2 separate regions of the Homo sapiens genome follow, and region 1 is linked to region 2. A link is a loop called in an ENCODE intact Hi-C map of the cell type or tissue named here. Cell type or tissue: OCI-LY7. All regions are shown on one strand. Links, peaks and the distances in the headings refer to the core of each region. The heading gives the core; the rest is flanking DNA. Region 1 has its middle 59 kb from the start of LDLRAD4. Region 2 has its middle 13 kb from the start of SEH1L.

What was found. Peaks named below come from ENCODE experiments on the same cell type or tissue, not always from the same donor. Only the 100,000 strongest peaks of a DNase experiment are listed, where the experiment ranks them.
Region 1: a loop joins it to region 2, with 2.5 times the contacts of the local background. A loop is called at or near these places in 4 of 110 quality-filtered maps.

The regions. Positions count from the first base shown.
Region 1 is chr18:13,157,569-13,161,962 of GRCh38, reverse strand. No RefSeq gene overlaps it. Among named protein-coding and RNA genes, the nearest start is that of LDLRAD4, 59 kb to the left of the region's middle. In OCI-LY7, for the core only: CTCF peaks have their summits at 2,074 and 2,275 (motif pointing right); a DNase peak (open chromatin) is centred at 2,282.
Region 2 is chr18:12,932,652-12,937,045 of GRCh38, reverse strand. No RefSeq gene overlaps it. Among named protein-coding and RNA genes, the nearest start is that of SEH1L, 13 kb to the left of the region's middle. RefSeq lists a silencer at 3,482-3,776. In OCI-LY7, for the core only: CTCF peaks have their summits at 2,183 and 2,386 (motif pointing right); a DNase peak (open chromatin) is centred at 2,385.

The sequences.
Region 1 (4,394 bases), core at 309-4,308, 220 kb before region 2:
GACCTGAGTACACTGCCATGGGGAGGCTGCTTGGAGCTGAGAGGGTCAGGCTCCAAGGAAAGGCTGACTTCACGTCCCGCTGCATGGTTCCACAAAGGGGTCCCAAGGAGCCCGTGCTCACAAGGCTTCGAGGTCATCTCAGCTCTTACAGAACAGCCACGCATCCCCCGGACACCCAAGATCTATTCTTGAGACCTTTTTATGACTCAGGGTATTTGAGCCAGCAGGCAGCTCACTCTCTCTGTGATTCCCCATGCACCATGTGCCAACGGTGACATGCTGACTCCAGGGCTCCAGGTTGCCTCTGGCAACCAGCACCATGCAGAGGGTGTCACTATGAATGACAACACTGAAGGGACAGTGCCTCCCAACAAACGGAACGCACACAAACATGAAATTCAAACCCCTCGTCTCGACATGCTAAGCCCTGTCCTCATTGGTGTCTAGAATGGGGTGGTGATACCCTGAGGACAGAATGCGTGGCTCCCGTAGCTTGGAGTCCAAACACTGCTGTTCCCTGCCGCTAACCTCTGGCACCCTGCATTCTCCTCGGAAGGTACTTTTGTACACAGACCAAGAAACAGTCGGTCTAGGGGGCAGGCCAGCCATCAAGGGGGAGAGAAAAGAGGCCTAGAGGAAGGATGTAGAGACCTGGGCTCTGGTACTGGATATGCCCCCACCTCCTGTGCAACTGGAGCAGGTCACTTAATCAGACCTTCAGCTTCCTTATCTGGGAAGTGGGGATCTCATCTCACTTTGCAAGATTATTCAAGTCAAATTATCATCTCCTTAGCCAATACTGTAAGCAATGCACACTTGTTTAAGGATTTACTGCCTGGTAAGCAGCCCTTTTACTTTTTTCTCTGAGAGGATTTTAGTCCTTTAGCCATTGAAAGAGCCAACCCTGGATTACCCTTGCCAAAATAAACCACTTCCTACTCAAAAACACATCTCACTTCACACCACTGAACTGGACACTTAAAAATGGTTAGAATGGGCTGGGCGCAGTGGCTCACACCTATAATCCCAGCACTTTGGGAGGCCGAGACGGGCAGATCACGAGGTCAGGAGATCGAGACCATCCTGGCTAACATGGTGAAACCCCGTCTCTACTAAAAATACAAAAATTAGCCAGGCGCGGTGGCAGGCGCCTGTAGTCCCAGCTACTCGGGAGGCTGAGGCAGGAGAATGGCATGAACCCGGGAGGCGGAGTTTGCAGTGAGCCGAGATGTTGCCACTGCACTCCAGCCTGGGCAACAGAGCGAGACTCCGTCTCAAAAAAAGACAAAAAAACAAATGGTTAGAATGGTAAATGTATGAGGTGTATATTTTACCACCCCTGCCACACACACACATCACTTCCTATTCTCGCATCCCGCCCTGGAATATTCCTCCCATTCCTGCACTGTTGGAGTCCCCCAGCAGCTGGCTCAAGCCCTGCCCTCCGATGGTGCCTCCCCTGCCTGCATCAGGCCACAGGCCCTTCCTTCATCCCCACATTGGGACACCTCTCACCCAGTGACTGCAACAACTGGGGACCCTTTGCATCCCCAACAAGAGTGCCACCGCCAGAACGCATAGACTGGGACCCCTAGAACACTGGTCAGCAGCACTTTATGCAAGAGAGACACTCAGTGTATGTTTGGCAATTGGCCGATTTCTCTGTTCACAGTGAAGGAAGGGGATGAGGCTCAGGCCTGCGAAGGACATGACTCCTTAGAAGCAGTGGTCCTCTAGCTCTTCACCATGTGAATTTTATTCACTGCTTCCCTGTGACGCTCATATTTGTTTTCTATTGCTGTCATATAAGTCACCACAAGGAAGTGGCATCACCAACATGGTGGAATAAGACGCCTCAAGTGTCATTCCTCCCAAGACACTGACTTAACAATATATGGTCCAAAAAGTCTGCATGAGAACTCCAGAAACCATTTAAGAAGTGGCAGCACCCCAGGCAAACTCAAAGCCAGAACAGCCACTTTGAAAAAGGTAACAAAAGCCATTTTATTTCAACCCCAAAAGCCATTCCTCAAAGCAGCACAATCAGCAGAAAGCACCCCGTTCACAGCTTCTCCGTCAAGGGAAAAAGAGAAGACTGGAGCATGTGTCCAACAGTCTAATTTTCAGGGGCTGCCTGAGGCAACGGTTTTTGTCTCACTTGAATTGGATCACTGATGGAGCTGATATACTTTGGATATCCTGGGAGCCACAGAGAACAAAAGAGCTCAGTGGCTTCTTGCAGCTCCAAAGAACCTGCAATACTTCGTACAGACACCAGAGGGAGTAAGAGATTACAAGCTCCAGAAAAAGAAACCAGAAAACCCCTCTAACTGGGAAATGACATGCACACGCCCAGAGAGAACACATCCCAAAGGTTTGAGAGGCTTCTGGAATCTCCAACCCAGATGATTGGTGAAAGTTTTCCCTTTATCAAGTTAGTCCTAAAAGACTGCCATAGGTGGCTGGTTTTCCAAATGCACAAATCACGGCATAAAATAGTAAGACCCATGGAGAAGCAAGAAAACATGGTTGAATCAAAGGAACAAAATAAATCTCCAGAAACTGACTCTAAATGAATAGAGGTCTATGAATTACCTCAAAAATAATTTCAAATATTTCTCTTAAAGAAACTCAATGTACAACAAGAGAACACAGATTAACAACTAAATTAAATCAGGAAAACAATGCATGAACAAAATGAGGTTATCGACAAAGAGATAAAAACAGCAAAAAAAAAAAAAAAAAAAAAAAAAAGAGAGAGAGAGAACTAAACATAAATTCTGGAGCTGATGAATCCAATAAGTGAATTGAAAAATTCACTACAGGGGCTGGGCACAGTGCCTCAAACATATAATCCCAGCACTTTGGGAGGCCAAAGCAGGCAGATCACTTGAGGTCAGGAGTTCAAGACCAGCCTGGGCAACATGGTGAAGCCCCATCTCTACCAAAAACATACAAAAATTAGCTGGGCATGGTGACATGTGCCTGGAGTCCCAGCTACTTGGGAAGCTGAGGTGGGAGGATTGTTTGAGCCCAGGAGGTGGAGGCTGCAATGAGCTGAGATCATGCCACTGCAGTCCATCCTGAGTGATAGAGCCAGACACTGTCTCCAAAAAAAAAAAAGAAAGAAAGAAAGAAAAAGAAAAGTTCACTACAGGGATTCAACAGCAGACTTGATCAAGCAAACAAACAACAAAAGAATAAGCAAACTTGAAGACAGGTTTTTTGAAATTATTAAAGTAGAGAAATGAAAGGAAAAAGAACGATGAAAAGTAAAGAAAGCCTAAGGGAATGATACAACACCACCAAGCCAACCAATACATGTCATATGAAAGTCCCAGGCAGAGATAAGAGAGAGAAAGGGGCAGAGAGCTTATTTGGAAAAACAATGGCTGAAAACTTTCCAAATCTGAGGAAGGAAACAGATATTCAAATTCAAGAAGTTCACAGGACTCCAACTTGGATGAACATAAACAGGTCCAAACAGGTCAGAAGTCAAAAACAAAGACAATTTTGAAAGCATCAAGAAAAAGTGATTTGTCATATACAAGGGAGCTTCCTTGAGACTATCAGTAATTTCTAAGGAGAAACATTATAGGCCAGAAAGTAGTAGAATGATCTATTTAGAGTGCTAAAAGAAAAAAACTGCCAACCAAGAATACTACAGCCAGTAAAATTGTCTTCAGACTTGAAGGCAAGAACTTCCTGTTTCAAAATGGCAGTGTAGAAGCAAGCTGGTTTCACTCCCCTCAACCCCCTGCCCCAGAAAACTGAAAAATATATCTATACAGCACTGAGAGTCTCATCAGCAATATCTCAGAACTCAAAAATGAAGATGAGATAGTTCCCAGGGCCACAGATAAATAAAGATACTCTGAGCAGACAGAAAGAGAACTGGACTTCCACATCTGTGATGCCCGTCCCCTCATTCGGCCTATCACCAAGCACGTGGAAATATTTTCCCCCAACTCACAGTTTCTACACTGGAAAAACTGCGATCAAGGTGGACAACCAGGTCCCCCACCATCTTGGATTCTCTGGCACATTTGACCCTGCCTTAGCCCATGGAAAGCATTATGAGTGCCAGAAGGGAGAAATATCCTTGGGGACAGGCAGAGACAAAATGGGCAGGCAGGACAACCATCCTCAGCCCTGGAAACTCTGCTCTGTAACTTGGCTAAAGAAGACACCAAATCAGAGAGGCTGTTCAGCAGCACCACATGTAAAAGATTGATTTCACAGGTCTCCTGGGCATAAACCCTTTGCCAGCCTTCCGATACTGCTGGAATATCCTCTTTGGGGCCTCCCCCATTCAAGAAGGGCAGCATTCATATCATTTATTACAGCTTGGTGAACCTGGATTTAAGGCACCACCTACAGCTGTAAAGGAGCCA
Region 2 (4,394 bases), core at 163-4,162:
TGACTTCCAAGAGCCTGTGCCCATTGCTGCACTTTTTTTTGCTGTGAAGTGAGTGCCTTGATCAGAACAGTGAAACGGCGTTTTGAAGACTCAGATACAGTGTCAGGTAGGTGGTAATGCCTTGCAGGGCTGGGGCAATATTCTCCAGGAGGTTGTGTATGCTCTGAATTAGCACCCAAGGGGCTGGGGGTGGTGGCTCATGCCTGTAATCCCAGTACTTTGGGAGGCTGAGGTTGGGGGATCGCTTGAGCTCAGGAGTTTGAAACCAGCCTGAGACACATAGCAAGACCCTGTCTCTATTTAAAAAAAAAAAAAAAAAAGTTTAAAAATTAGCTGGGCGTGGTGGCATGCAGCTGTACTCCCAGCTACTCAGGAAGCTGAGATGGGAGGGTCACTTGGGCCCGGAAGGCCAAGTCTGCAGTGAGCCTTGATCATGCCACTGTACTCCAGCTTGGGTGACAGAACAAGACCCTGTCTCAAAATAAATAAATATAAGTTAGCATCCAATATAGGGTGCTGCTTCGCCAATAGCCATGATACATAAGTCCAGGAATCAAGGGATGGAAATGGAGTTGGCACCATTCACTATTACCCCTATACTGACCCACTAGCAAAATGTTTTCTTCCTGTTCTGTAACCTAATGCTCTGCTGATCTAAAAGTCTTAGTTCCAAAGGGAAGAGTGCTTCCACCAGGAAACACAACAGTGATTCCACCAAACTCTCAGTTAACGTGCCACCCAGCCACTTGGGGCTCCTCATGCTTCTGAGTCAACAGGCTAAGAAGGGAGCTGCTGTGTTTTCTGGGGTGATTGGTCCTGGCTACCAAGGGAAAATTGGGCTGCTACTCCCCGACGGAGGTAAGTAAGAGTGCATCTGGAGTACAGGAGATCTCAATGTTACTCTGCACTGTGATTCAGATCAATGGAAAACTATAACAACCTAATTCAGGCCATACTACTAAATGGTCCAAACTCTTCAGGAAGGAAGGTTTGGGTCACCCCACCAGGTGACAAACCATGACCAGCTGAGGTGCTTGCTGAGGGCAAAGGGAATCTGGAATGGGTAGTGGAAGCAGATGGTTATAAATACCAGCTAAACCACATGGCCAGTTACAAAAATGGGGACTGTAATTGTTACGAGTATTTCTTCCTTATTTGGTTACAAATGTGTTGTGTGTGTGTGTGTTTAGAAAATATATTTGTCTTCTTCTCTCTCTTATTCCCTTATATTACATAAGACATATCTTAATATTTCAGTTACAGGATACCAAAGAGAAGAGTAAACATGACCCAAGAACCCTACGTCCTCTTCTGGGGAAGGTTTAGTGTGTCTCTGGTTTTACCCAAGATAGTTGAATCAGGTGAGGTGCAAGTATGATTTTGCTGTTATCTGGAGATTAAGTATAGTTTAAGGAGATATGTAGAGGTGCCACGTTGACAAACAGTTGACTGCAGTAGTTAATTTTATTTATTTATTTATTTATTTGAGACAGGGTCTTACTCTGTTGTCAGGCTGGAGTGCAGAGGTGTGATCTCGGCTCACTGCAACCTCAGCCTCCCAGGCTCAAGTGATTCTCCTGCCTCAGCCTCCTAAGTAGCTGAGACTAAAGTGCGCGCCACCACACCCAGCTAATTTTTGTATTTTTAGTAGAGACAGGGTTTCACCATGTTGGCCAGGATAGTCTTGATCTCTTGACCTCGTGATCCACCCACCTCGGCCTCCCAAAGTGCTGGGATTACAGGCGTGAGCCACCGCGCCCAGCCTGCAGTAGTTAATTTTATGTGTCACTGTGGTTAAGCTATGGTGCCCAGTTGTTTGCTCAAACACTAGGTCTAGAAGTTGCTGTGAAGATATTTTGTAGGTATGATTAATATCTACAATCCATTGACTTTAAGGAGATTACCCTCAATAATGAGAGTGAGCCTCACCCATTCAGTTGAAGGACTTGAGAGCAAAGACTCTCAAGAGAGCAGGGAAAAAGAAGGAATTCTGCCTCAAGTCTGTAACACAGAAATCCTACCAGACTTTTTCTGGTTTGCTGACCTGCCCTACAGATTATAGACCAGCCAGGCCCCACAATCACATGAGCCAATTCCCTTAAATAAATTCCTTTAAAATATATCCATAGATCTCCCATTAGTTCTCTGCGAAACCTTGACTGGTACAGTTAGTTTCACTTGTTTTGTGAAGTTTCACTTGTTTTGTGCTTCCTGTACATGAAATTACACAATCTATACTTTTCCTACCCAGCTCCTTTTGTTCTACATGACATTTGTGAGCTTCATTCCTACTTTCCTCAGGTTCATCCGTGAACTGTGTGTGAGCTGCGGGGTCAGACCCACCGTCTGCATGTGTAGCATTCCTGTGAGACAGGAGCCAGCAGGCGGCACTATGACATCGCATATGGAACTTGGAAACGTCCTGTAACTGCAAATTCCTAGGTGTCAGCCACAGCTGAATTTTTCAGTGGTCTGTCACAGGGCAGGCAGCTTATCGTCAAACTGGAAATAAAATCTTTACATTTCTAAATTTGATGTTAATTGAGTTGATAAAATTTGGCCGGGCGCGGTGGCTCATGCCTTTACCAGCAGTTTGGGAGGCTGAGGCAGGCAGATGACTTAAGGTCAGGAGTTCGCGACTAGCCTGGCCAACACGGCGAGACCCCGTCTCTACTAAAAATACAAAAATTAGCTGGGTGTGGTGGTGATCACCTGTAATCCCAGCTACTCGGGAGGCTGAGGCAGGAGAATTGCTTGAGCCCTGGAAGCGGTGGGTGCAGTGAGCCAAGATCACGCCACTGCACTCCAGCCTGGGCGACAGAGTGAGACTCTGTCTCAGAAATAATAATAATAATAAAATAAAATAAAATTGAAGTGCTCAGGACACGAGAGGCCTTCACAGAAGTAAGCTGTGGCAGGGGGAGAGGAGAGGGGCTGATGTGCCCTCAGCCCAGCACTAGGGAGTGTCAACGCCCTGGAGGGGTCTGGTACTTTACTTGCCAGCTAATGCGTTGCGCCGTCACAGACTAGTGGATATGGATACTGGCAGGAGCTGTGTTATGTATTTTTTTTTTTTATAGACAGGGTCTCACTCTGTTGCCCAGGCTGGAGTGCAGTGATGCAATCATCGCTCACTGCAGCCTCAAATTCCTGGGCTCAAGCGATCCTCCTGCCTCAGCACCCCCAAAGTTCTGGGACTACAGGCATGAACCACTGTGCCTAGCTAGAAGCCGTGTTATTATTTACAACAATCACTATAGCCATAGTACCCACATTTCCTTGCCCTAAGTCCTAGCATGTGGGGCCGGATGACACCTGCACAAGCAGTGGCTTGCAATTCATGACAATCTCTGAGCTTGGGGACCCTGAATGTTTGACAATGGGCAGTAAGCCTGCCTACCCATTTGCTCTGGAAAGAGCTGCTCTTTCTATCTTCCAAGCAACTGCCCTTTGTTGTAAGCAGTGTAAGCAAACTGCCCATTGCTTTGGAGAAAGACACTATTGTTTGTCTTCCAAGGCTGTTCATTTCACCAACATTGTTGAAAAGGTAACCCAGAACAAAGGGAAGGCAGACATGCAAAGACTGCAAGGCATGCAAAAATGTGAAACACCCAGGGAGACTCATCTGGCAACAGGAGTATAGAGGATGAGGAGGGTCCTCTTCCTCTGGGAGGTGTGGTGGGGAGAAAAATGTGCTGCTAGAATGGAGAAGGTGGCTGCAGAATGGCACCTCTAGGCTTTCTGAGGATTCACATCAGTCCTCTGCACCAGGAGGCTGCCATCTGCATAGTAACGGGCTGCCTGGGGCCCATGGCCTTGAGTGGCATTCCCCTCTGGAACTTTTGGGCAGTGGTGTTCTTCTTGTCTCCCCGTAGCAAGCACTGGAGAAAATGTCATGCAGACATCCTTTGCTCCTCACTCCTGTGCTCTGGAGGGGAGAGCCTATCTAAACCAAAAGAAGCCCCGAGTGCATGTTTTCCTTTCTGACTGAGGTCGAAGGCGAGAGAAGGCTCTTGCAGAGGCAGTAGCAGTGCTGAGAAGGGCAGAGCCAGGTGGCAGGAACCCAGGAGAGCCACCTTTCTACCTTAGGTCAACAGTCCTGCTGTTGAGGGAAACCCTTGCTATTCTAGCCTCTCTCTTAGTGTCCAAGCAGCAACAGTTGGGGCAGGGATGAAGGGCTCAATCTCTTTCCTGTGAAGGGGTCAGAGAGCATTTTGGATTGCCTTGCCAAGAAGAGTATATGTTGCAGGCCAGGGATGCCTGCAGTGGCTTGGAATAAGGGAAGGGAGGGTCTTCCTCGCTGACTTCCCTGGGATCTTTTCTTCCCACCATAATTTGTATTATGTATTGAAAGGACACAATTGGAGTAAAATTACAGAATTACAGACTTTCAC